2 separate regions of the Homo sapiens genome follow, and region 2 is linked to region 1. A link is a contact called in ENCODE Hi-C or POLR2A ChIA-PET data. All regions are on one chromosome and are shown on one strand. Each heading gives the region's core, a stretch centred on a gene start or an enhancer-like site at or near the end of the contact. The rest is flanking DNA. Distances are from core to core; before and after follow the strand shown. Region 1 holds the start of BRSK2 (BR serine/threonine kinase 2). Region 2 holds the start of KRTAP5-3 (keratin associated protein 5-3).

What was found. Hi-C counts contacts between places; a loop is a spot of excess contacts on that map. ChIA-PET counts read pairs that join two places held with the same protein, here RNA polymerase II (POLR2A). Pooled maps may share reads with other maps.
Region 2: a pooled map shows a loop between it and region 1 (3-fold over the local background). The contact joins the promoter of KRTAP5-3 here to the promoter of BRSK2 in region 1. A Hi-C loop is called at or near these places in 3 of 50 pooled maps. POLR2A ChIA-PET finds 5 or more read pairs at or near these places in 2 of 52 experiments (AG04450 and K562).

Annotation. Positions count from the first base shown.
Region 1 is chr11:1,385,751-1,391,696 of GRCh38, reverse strand. BRSK2 (BR serine/threonine kinase 2) reads right to left here and starts at 1,763. Exons shown (of 20, transcript NM_001256627.2): 1 at 1,322-1,763. The coding sequence starts at 1,412. RefSeq lists a silencer at 1,997-2,366.
Region 2 is chr11:1,606,816-1,612,458 of GRCh38, reverse strand. It overlaps KRTAP5-3 (keratin associated protein 5-3), which reads left to right and starts at 3,996. Exons shown (of 1, transcript NM_001012708.2): 1 at 3,996-4,894. The coding sequence starts at 4,074. The coding sequence ends at 4,790.

The sequences.
Region 1 (5,946 bases), core at 514-3,013:
AGAATTTTGAACTCAGGTGACATGGGCTGAATGCCACCTCCTTCTCCAACCCAGGCTGCACCACCCCACCTGCCCAGGTCCTGCCCTGTGGCCAGGGGCCCTTCCGTGCCGTGGCGGGTGGCGGAAGGCTGTGCACCCAAGGTGAGGCAGCTCCCCTGAACCCCTCAGTCTAAACCCCTTCCTGCAGCTCTGCCGTAGTTACATCACAGCCACGGCCCTCCCCCAAGAGCCTGGGCCTGGCCCACTTTCTTTCCCCAACGCCACCTCCCAGCTCCTCCTCTGTGCAGCCGTGAGGGGCTGAGCCTCCACCCTGCACCAGCGCTCTCCTCCTCCTTCCCTCCACCCCTGCCCGCCCGGGTCTAAGGAACTTCTCGGATTGGAAGGGAGAGGCAGTGCCGTGGGACCTCGGGGACACCAAGAGACAGGCCGGTCCTGAGAGAAGAAAGAAAATGGCTGAGCCCCAGCCTCCACAAAGGCGACTCTGTGAATGTGCCTGACCAGATGAAGGGCTAGCCAAACCCAGCGGGCCGGGGAGAGTTGGCCACATGCGAGGGTAGCTGGGTTGCCTCTGGCCTGGGTTCGGCCCCGCAGGGACCCGGCCTGTTCCCTAGAATGACAGCCAGGCCCCACCGGGAAGCCCCCTCCACCGGCAGGCCGCGGGGCTGCTCCACGGGTCAGGTCCCACGCACTTCTGGTCCCAGCACCAATGGCCTCTCCCTGCCCCGTGGGAATGCAGGTCACAGACGCTCCGCCCGCCCGAGCCCGAGCCGGAGCAGCGCAAGGCGCTGTCCAGCCCTCTGCAGGTCCCCGCACTCTCCCGCCCCCACCGCGGAGGGAGATCGGGCCTGCCCGGAGGCCCCGGTGGCCGGCGCGCGGAGGTGGGAGTCCCGCCGGGGGCGCAGCTGCTCGGGCAGCACGCCTATTAGCGCGGCCGCGGCAGACGGCAGATGGGCGCCCGCGCGGCCCCCTCCTCCCGCGGCACAATGGGCCCGGTCGCTGGGGCGCACAATGCGGCCCGGGCCGCGCACCTGCAGCGGGGCCCGAGGGGCGCCGTCCCGTGCGCCCCTGTCCGCCTGCGCGCCCCGCGCCGCGCCGCGTGTCCTTGGGCCGCGCCCGGCCGACCGCAGCCAAGCGGCCTGCGGGATCCGCGGCGGAACCGGGGCGCACGAGCGGACGGGGGCGCACGGGCCGCCCATTGTTCGCGGCCGGGGCCCGGGCCGGGCCTGCGGCTTCGCGGCCGGGGCCTCCCTCGGGCGCCCCCCACCCAGCGCGCTGCCAGCGCGGCCTCCCCGGCCCCGGTCCCCGCCCCGGCCGCACGCACCTGTCTGCCCCTTGCCCAGCGTCTTCTCCAGCCGGTAGGGCCCAACATACTGCGCGTGCTGCGCGCCGCCGTCCTTCCCCGTCGATGTCATCGCTCTGGGGCCCGGCGCCGGCCAGGGGCGCCCGGGCGCGCGGGCAGGGAGGGGCCGCCCAGCGTCCGCCCGCGTCCGCCGAGTGCCGTCCGCGCCGACCCGGCCGGGGCGCCCCCGCGGGCCCCGCTGCTTCGCGCCGCCCGCGTCCGCCCGCGCCGCCGCCCCCCGCGTCCACTCCGACGCGGCAGTCCGAGGCCTGGCCCGCGGCGACGCCTCCGCCTCGTCGAGAGGACAGGGCGGGCGGGGGCACCTGGCTTCCGCCGCCGCCGCCGCCGCCGCCGCCGAGGCCCGCGCCCCGCGCCCCGCGCCCCCAGCGCACGCCCGTCAGCGGCCGCGCAGCCGAGCCGAGCCGAGCCGAGCCGAGCCGTGCAGCTGAGCCGAACAGCCGAGCCCAGCAGCCGAGCCGAGCCGAACAGAGCCGAGACGAGCCGAGCCGCGCAGCTGAGCCGAACAGCCGAGCCCAGCAGCCGAGCCGAGCCGAACAGAGCCGAGCCGCGCAGCCGAGCCATGTAGCCAAGCCGAACAGCCGAGCCCTGTAGCCAAGCCGAACAGCCGAGCCGAACAGCGGAGTCGAGCGCAGCTGAGGGGAGCCGAGCCGGGCCGCGCAACGGAGCCGAGTCGACACGAGCCTGTACGAACGCAGCGGGATGCCGTGGCGGCGGCAAGCGGTGCCCGCGCCGGCCAATCAGCGCCTCCCCACCCCGCCCCGCCGCTACGAGCGCTCGGGGAGACTCTAGGGGGCGAGGCGAGGCCAGGGCGAGGCCGGGACCTGGGAGCCTCCAGCCCGCCGGCTGCCACGTCCGGTCCCACCAGGCAGCAGAGCTCCCGCTGCCGCCCGACCCGCCATTAAGGCGCATCCCGGGACGGAGCAGGCAGTGGGCCCATGGCGAGGGGGTGCAGATGGCTGCCCTGGACGGGGGTTTTACCCTGCAGGGCGTGACCCCGGGTGTCCCAAAGAGTTTCCCGCCCCTCGAGGGGGTGCTGCACGCGCGGGGGATGGGGATGCTGCCCTGGAGGGGGGCGAGTGTTGCATGCGGGGCGGGAGTGCTGTACTGGGGAGAGGTGCTGTATTCGGGGCAGGGGTGCTGCACACATGGGGGGTGCTGCACGCCAGCGAGGGGCATGCTGCGCTGGAGGGGGCGGGTGTTGCATGCAGGGCGCGGATGCGGCACACGTGGCGGGGGGGCTGCATGGGAGTCTGTGGGGCTACTGCACGCGGGCGTTGTCCAAGCAGAGATTGTGCACCCCCAGGGAGGACGTGGCCCTCCGCCTCCGCTCCCGAGGGAGAAGCGGCGGTTTTCCCAGTTATGCCACAGTGACCTGCGCGGCGCGGAGTCAAGGAACTCACCTGGGATCCGGCCGCAGCGCCCTGGCGCCTCCCGGCCCTTGCTACCGACCCCTCTTTCAGGTTGAGCAGCTGGGCAGGGGTTGCCGGGAGCAGCCTTTGGAGGTCTAAACACAGGCAGCCGAAGAGGCAGCCAGACCTGGACGGACCCTCTGTTTCTTTGCAGAAAAACACTGGTATTTCCTTAAGCCCGTGCTGCAGAAGGTGGTGGGAGGGGAGAGGTGAGGGAGACCCGGAACGCTGCAGAAGTGGGGGTCCCAGATCTTGCCCGTGTATGGTCTGCGGGCAACGTTTCCCCTGCGGGCTCTGCCACACACTGCTGCTGACCGTGGTCCGCTCCCCACGCTGGTAAGCCCGTATGAGCTCAGGAAACTGCGGGGTCTTCCCAGTGCGCCCTCCTGCTCTTTGGGCTGTCTGTATTTCCAGCTGGGGAGGGGAGTGGGCCCCAAAGCACCTGTCCACTCTCGGCCTGCACCCGCCCGCCCTGCTTCCCTTCAAATGCTGTGGACTAAGGGTCCTCCCTACCCAATTCTGGGGCCTCTGAGCATGAGCAATCAGGGCCCCACCAGTGGGGGCAGGGGAGGGGGGCTGAGAGCATGGGACAGAGGCAGAGGGCACTCCCCTTTCCCCCGCTGCTGCTGCTGTGAGTGGGGACAGCAGACATTTTTAGCTGAATGTAGACTGGGACCTCCAGCTGGAGAAACTGTCAAGCAGTGAGGTCTGGCTGGAGGCTGACTGGGAGTGGTCTGGTCCAGGTGCCAACAGAGGCCGAGGGTGTGCAGGAGACCAGGAGAGGGCGTCAGGCCACAGCCAGAGGGCAGGGGCACTTGACCTGAGATGCCCTCTCTCTGCTGCCATGGTCACCTGGCCTCCCAGGCTGCAGCAGAGTCAGACGCACCTTTGTGACATCCTCAGCAGCATTTTGCCCTATTGACCGTTTGCATCCGGCTACTCCAGTGGCCAAAATTCTTGCTTTCTTCCTTCCCACCTCCTTGCCAGCCTGCATCCCTCTCCCAACCCTCACTGCAGCCCTGAGGCCTTTTCTTCCCTGTCTGTGTCTGAGCAGCCTATGCCATTGGTGGCCTCTGGGGCTCAGTCTGGGGCCTCTCTTCTGGCTCCCTGCCTGTCCTCCGGGCGCAAGAGGCTAGTCAGCCTTCAGCCTCTTGAGTGCCTATCCTCAAATCGCCCTCCCAGCCTCCCTTGGCCCTGCTGTCCCCTCTTGAAGGTGCTGCACAAAACCCCAGACTCAACGCCTTCTCCATAGCACGCCGCGCCCTCCCTGCTGCCATCTTTGTGGGGATCAACAGGATGACTGCCCTTCCTTCCAGCGGGCCTGGTACTGGGGTGCCCCAGGAGAGGGTGTACCAGGGTGTGGCCAGCCAGTAGATGCCCACGACTGTGATGCCACAGCCCTCGGTCCCCCTCTGTCGCGTGTAAGGTGGGAGCAGGAGCCCCAAAGGAGCCAGGGCTCTCGAGCACGAAGGTCTGTTGCCGGAGTTAGGAAAGGGCCCAGTCTCACAAAGACGTCCAGGCCAAGACTCACCAGTGGAGCCCACCAAACACTAATGGAGGAAAAGCACCCCGCTACACAGACACTTCCAGGACACAGAGGAAGACGGGCCATGTCCCAGCTCCTCTGTGAAACTGTCATCACCCTGGTGCCAAAACCATGCAAGGACATGACAAGAAAATTAAAGTCCACTCAGGAGCCTAGACACAAAAATCCCTTAACAAAACATCAAATCAATTCCAGCAATATATAAAGAGAACACATATGACCTTGTGGAGCGTACCCGGGAATGCAAAGTTAGTTTAACATTTCAAAATCAATTGTCATTCACTATTAGCAGACCAACACAGAAAAACCACACGGTCATTTCCACAGATGCAAGGAAAGCATTCAACAAAATTCAGCACTCATTCACGACAAAGGCTCTCAGTAAACCAGGAGGAGAAGATTCGAATCTATTCTGCTCCTGCACTCCCAACCCAACAAAGGGAAACTACAAAAACCCACAGCTAATGTCAGGCTTAGTGGTGAGAAACTGAAAGCTTTTCCTTGGGTCAGGGATGGGGCAAGGTTGTCCATCATCATCATTTATTTCAGTGTCGTGCCAGAGTACATGCCGAAGTAATGAGGCAAGGAAGACAAAATTTGTACCAGTTGAAAAGGAAATTTTTTATTATTATTATTATTTTTTTTTTTTTTTTGAGATGGAGTCTTGCTCTGTCGCCCAGGCTGGAGTGCAATGGCCCGATCTCGGCTGACTGCAAGCTCCGCCTCCCGGGTTCACGTCATTCTCCTGCCTCAGCCTCCCAAGTAGCTGGGACTACAGGTGCCCGCCACCACGCCCGGCTAATTTTTTTTTATTTTTAGTAGAGGCGGGGTTTCACCGTGTTAGCCAGGATGGTCTCGATCTCCTGACCTCATGATCCACCCGCCTCGGCCTCCCAAAGTGCTGGGATTACAGGCGTGAGCCACCGTGCCCAGCCAAAAAGGAAATTTTAGGTGATCTTTATTAGAAGATAACATTAATGGCCGGGCACGGTGGCTCACGTCTGTAATCCCAGCACTTTGGGAGGCTGAGGCGGGCAGATCACCTGAGGTCAGGAGTTCGAGACCAGCCTGGCCAACCTGGTGAAACCCTGTCTCTACTAAAAATACAAAAATTAGCTGGGTTTGGTGATGGGCACCTGTAATCCCAGCTACTCAGGAGGCTCAGGCAGGAGAATCGCTTGAACCCACGAGGCAGAGTTTGCAGTGAGCCGAGATCATGCCATTGCACTCCAGCCTGGGCAACAAGAGCAAAACTCCATGTCAGAAAGTAAAACAAGAAGATAACATTATTGTCTGCAGAAAATTCTAAGCTACAAACTGGTACTAAAACGAATAAGTAAGTTTACCAAAGCCACAGGGTACAAAGCCAAAAAAAGGTCAATTCTATTTGTGTGCTAACCATCAATTAGAAGTTGAAATTATGAAAACAGTACCACTTACAAAGAGAATTTAAAAACCACGAAATACTAGGGGTAAATTTATCAGAATTTGCATGAGATCTGTACACAAAAAACGATTATACATCTCTCAGTATATTAAGTGAGACTTAACAAGGCCCAAGTAATCGATTTAATTTTAATTTGATTTTTTAAATTTTCTCTTTTTTTTTTTTTTTTTTTTTAGAAATTGAC
Region 2 (5,643 bases), core at 2,747-5,246, 220 kb before region 1:
CTCTCTCCAGGGTCTTTCCCGTGCCTCAGCTGTCTATTGCAACAGCAACGGGTTTTTTGGTATTTGAGATGATCAAGTTGGTTCTAAAATTTAGCTGGAGAAGTAAAGGAATTGGAAACAAACAAAACAATCTTTAAAAAGAAGAATGAAGTTGGAGTCTCACAATACTTAACTTCAAAACCTCCCATAATGTCACAGTGACGCTGTGTTTGCATTAGGAAGCGGCATACAGACCTGCGGAGCGGGACACAGGAAGAAACTCGCCATCGTGTCGGCTGATTCTCATTAAAAACACCAGTGATTTCAGTGGGATAAGCACGGTTTGTTTGTTTGTTTGTTTGTTTATATCGAGACAGAGTCTCACTCTGTCACCCAGGCTGGAGCGCAGTGCTGCAGTCTCGGCTCACCGCAGCCTCTACCTCCCGGGTTAAAGCGATTCTCCTGCCTCAGTCCCCTGAGTAGCTGGGATTACAGGCGCCCCCCACCATGTCTGGCTAATTTTTGTATTTTTGGTAGAGACAGGGTTTTGCCATGTTGGCCAGGCTGGTCTTGCACTCCTGACCTCAGGTGATCTGCCCTCCTTGGCCTCCCAAAGTGCTGGGATTCCAGGCGTGAGCCACTGCGCCTGGCCAGGAAGGTCTTTTTATCAAATGCTGCTGAAACAATTGGATGAAAATGTGAAAAAATGGATCTCAACTCCTACCTCACATTACACGCAAAAATTAGCTTGAGATCCATCATAGAACTAAATATAGAAACTAAAACTCTAATGCTTCTAAAGGAAATGCTAGGAAAAAGGGTTTTCAAAGAGGTCACAAGAAAGCACTAGCTGTCAAAACAAATGTTAACGTGGACTTCAAAATCAAAAACATTTCCATATAAAAAGTTCAGATAACAATAAGGCAAGTCAAATACTAGAAAATTATATACAATATATATATTCTACATATATATATTATATACACACATATACACATGTATATGAAATATATATGTAAATATATATACGTACATATGGCAAAGCACTTCACATATTCATTCTTGATATAGAATTTATGAAGAGTTCCAACAACTCAATAACAAAAAGACAAAAAAAAATCACAATAAAATGGGCAAACAATTTTAGCAAAACTTTTTAACAAGAAAGATGTGCAAATGTCCAATAAGTGCAAGAAAGAATCCTTGCGAACATTAGTCATCAGAGAAACACAGGTCAAAATGCACACGAGATGCGATTTTACACCCATCCGATGCCTCACATTTGAAAAGCCGCTGGCTGGTACTGACAGGCCTGGGGCAGCGGACACTCTCAGGCATTGCTGGGGAGGGGGAAAGCAGCATGAGCATTTGGAAAGCTGTCTGTTTCTTAGCAAGTTAAGCATACACTACTCTATGGTCTAGCAAGGCCAGTCCTCAATATTTGACCAAAAAATTAAAACTAAAAACATGAATACGGAAGGACTGGAAGGCATGATTATGTGTTATTCATCATCGCCCCAAACTGTGAACGATTCAAATATGTATGAACGTGAGAACGGGGGAACGCAGTGGAGAATATTTTTACATGGAATAAGGGGGGCCCCACCCCTCATATTTTCTTATGCCCAATTTCTGTCTCCAAAGAAAAAAGAAGTAAAAACTAAATCCACAGGCAGACAGCCCGGTGCCACACCCTGGGCCTGGTAGTTAAAGATTGACCCCTGACCTAATCGGTTATATTATCTATAGATTCCAGACATTGTATGGAAAAGCATTGTGAAAATCCCTGTCCTGTCCTGTTCCGTTCTGATTGCCGGTGCATGCAGCCCCCAGTCACGTACCCCCTGCTTGCTCAATCGATCACGACCCTCTCACACAGACCCCCTTAGAGTTGTAAGCCCTTAAAAGGGACAGGAATTGCTCACTTGGGGAGCTTGGTTTTTGGAGACCTGAGTCTGCCAATGCTCCCAGCTGAATAAAGCCCTTTCCTTCTACAATTCAGTGTCTGAGGGGTTCTTGTCTGCGGCTCGCCCTGCTACAGAAACACTATGCGGTGATTACAAAAGAAGAAGAAGGCCAGGCGTGGTGGCTCATGCCTGTAATCCCAGCACATTGGGAGGCTGGGGCAGGTGGATCGCTTGAGCCCAGGAGGTCGAGGCTGCAGTGAGCCATGAGCGCACCACTCTGCACTCCAGCCTGGGTGACAGAGCAAGACCCTGTCTCAAAAAAAAAAAAAAAAAAAAAAAAAGAAGAAGAGCAAATCATTGACACACAGAATAACATCGTGAGGGAAAGAAACCAGAGTACATTTTTAATGATTTCATTTTTGCAACATTCAACAACAGGCACAACTGGTCAGCAGAGCTGTGCCTGGAGCGATGGGCAGGAAGGGAAGGCGGCGAAAGGGAAACTTCTGGGGGTGAAGCAGTTGGTCATGGTTGGAGTGATGGGCACACGAGTACATGTTTAGCGGAACTCATGGAATTGTACACTCAAAATATGTGCAGAGCCCAGGAGACCAAGGCTGCAGTGAGCTAGGATCACACCACTGCCCTCCAGCCCGGGCGACAGAATGCGACCCCGTCTCAAAAAAAAAAAAAAAAAAATGCAGCCCAAGCCTGGTGGCTCATGCCTGTAATCCCAACACTTTGGGAGGCCAAGGCAGGTGGATCACCTGAGGTCAGGGGTTCGAGACCAGCCTGGCGAACATAGTGAAACCCCGTCTCTACTAAAAATACAAAATTAGCTGGGTGTGGTGGTGGGTGCCTGTAATCCCAGCTACTTGGGAGGCTGAGGCAGGAGAATTGCTTGAACTCGGGAGGCAGAGGTTGTAGTGAGCTGAAATTGCATCACTGCACTCCAGCCTGGGTGACAGAGGGAGACTCAGAAAAAAAATTTTTTTTCACTGCATGTAAATTTTACCTTAATAAAAAATTAAAATTTGGCTGGGTGCAGTGGCTCACACCTGTAATCCCAGCACTTTGGGAGACTGAGGCGGGTGGTTCACCTGAGGTCAGGAGTTCGAAACCAGCCTGCCCAACATGGTGAAACTCTGTCTTCACTAAAAATACAAAAAAATTAGCCAGGCCTGGTGGTGGGCGCCTGTAATTCCAGCTACTGGGGAGGCTGAGGCAGGAAAATTGCTTGAACCCAGGAGGCAGAGATTGCAGTGAGCCGAGATTGCGTCACTGCACTTTAGCCCTGGTGACAAGAGCGATACTCCTTCTCAAAAAAAAAATATTAAAATTAATCTTTTAGAAAATAAAAGTGTGTTAGAGAGGTTGGCTAATCAAAATTTTTGTAGCCTTCAAGAAGAATAAACTTGAAGAATATCCATTGATTTGTAGAATTTTTACAAAGAATTAATAGAGGAAAACTCAAAAGCATTAGAAAGGGTCCTGTTCCTCTGTTCCCTCTGTGAGCCCAGCTTGCCTGAAGGGAACGTGGGTCTAATCCGTGTCTGGAGGAGTGAGCCAAACCGCAGGAGGAAGAGGTAAGAAAGACAAAGGAGAACCAGGGCCACACTCAAATCCATGCTCTTCAAAACTTTGTTTTACAGATTTGACAAAATATTTATACTTGAAGTTTTTAAGCGGTGGAACCTATAGACAGCCTTTCTTTCAGCTTATTTTTTTAATTTTTATTTTATTTTATTTTTTACCAAATGACCATCCTTGATATAAACACCAATGCCAGGGGGTGGAGGGTCTGCATCGCTGAGGAGAGCCCTGAGCACCAAGGACAATGGTCCACCCTTCGGCCAAGCAACCACCGCCTCCCAGGCTCCTGGGACACCCACTGGAGAGGGAGCCCAGTGTCTTCTAACAAAGGGAAACACCTATGAGGAAGAGGCCAAATTTAGAAACCAAGGAAAGGACAGCTTGGCTTGAGCTGATGGTGGCTCATGGGATTGTGGAGAGATTAAAAATAACACTTGTGCATGTGAAATAGCAGAAACAACAACAGAAGTATTCACGTGTTCAGTATAAACACCTGGGCAGGAATATAAAGAGCCCGGGCTCAGAGAACTCCACACCTGCACACCTCCCTCTCACCTGCTCCTCTACCTGCTCCACCCTCAACCCACCAGAACCATGGGCTGCTCTGGCTGCTCTGGAGGCTGTGGCTCCAGCTGTGGGGGCTGTGGCTCCAGCTGTGGGGGCTGTGGCTCCGGCTATGGGGGCTGTGGCTCCGGCTGCTGTGTACCTGTCTGCTGCTGCAAGCCCGTGTGCTGCTGTGTGCCAGCCTGTTCCTGCTCCAGCTGTGGCTCCTGTGGGGGCTCCAAGGGGGTCTGTGGCTCTTGTGGGGGCTGCAAGGGGGGCTGTGGCTCCTGTGGAGGCTCCAAGGGGGGCTGTGGCTCCAGCTGCTGTGTGCCCGTCTGCTGCTCCTCCAGCTGTGGCTCCTGTGGGGGTTCCAAGGGGGTCTGTGGATTTCGTGGGGGCTCCAAGGGGGGCTGCGGTTCTTGTGGCTGCTCCCAGTGCAGCTGCTATAAGCCCTGCTGCTGCTCCTCAGGCTGTGGGTCATCCTGCTGCCAGTCCAGCTGCTGCAAGCCCAGCTGCTCCCAGTCCAGCTGCTGTAAGCCCTGCTGTTCCCAGTCCAGCTGCTGTAAGCCCTGCTGCTGCTCCTCAGGCTGTGGGTCATCCTGCTGCCAGTCCAGCTGCTGCAAACCCTGCTGTTCCCAGTCCAGCTGCTGTAAGCCCTGCTGCTGCTCCTCAGGCTGTGGGTCATCCTGCTGCCAGTCCAGCTGCTGCAAGCCCTGCTCCTCCCAGTCCAGCTGCTGTGTCCCAATTTGCTGCCAGTGCAAGATCTGAGGCTCTGCCCACAAACCTCAGTGGGTCCTACAGATCCGGGCTCTCCAGGAATGATTGCAGCTGTGTCCTGAATTCCTGAAGCACGTCTCTGAATCTGTCCTCCTCTGGACTAAGGCAGCCTAGCGTCCAGGGCTCAGTACTCAGCCGCTCAGCCTCTGAGGTCATGAGGGCTTCTGGCATGCTGGGTCCTGCCCATCAACCCTCCCGGAATCCCGTCTTCCTTTCCTGACCCCACCACTTCAACCTTCTCAGGGCTTCAAGATCCCACATCCCTGGGCCCCTCCTGTGAGCCTGCTGGAAACACGCTGACACTGGAATCCTCCGACCTGCTGCCGCCTCTCCCCGGTCCCCGCAACCTCCTGGCTCCTCCCCGCTTCGTCTTCATCCTGCCTGAGCTGCCACCGCTCCGATTGCTTTTGGAGTTGACCTAGAGGACTCGGAATTATTGGAGACCCCAGGATCCTCTCCTGAGGAGGAGGGGCGCCCAGTCTCCTCTTCTACCTCCGACCTGGCCCTGTTTCTTTCCCCAGGGCTTCGCCTTGTAAGTGCCTAGGCTAGATCTTCTAAATAAATACGATCTGCACCTCCCACGAGTTTGCATTGTGATTCTTTTGTTTCAACTTCTGTGTGATTAGAGAAATGTACACTTTCCACAGAGTTGCACTCCCAGGCATTTGGGAACCCCCCGTACCCTGCTGTGTGAGTTTGCTAGGGCTGCTCCACAAACCGTGTGGCTTAAGCAACAGGAGTGGATTGTCTCACAGTCTGGAGTCCGGAATCCGCCATCGAGGTGCCTCAGGGCCGGGTCCTCCTGAGGCCTCCCTCCGTGGCTTACTGATGCCGCCATCCCTAT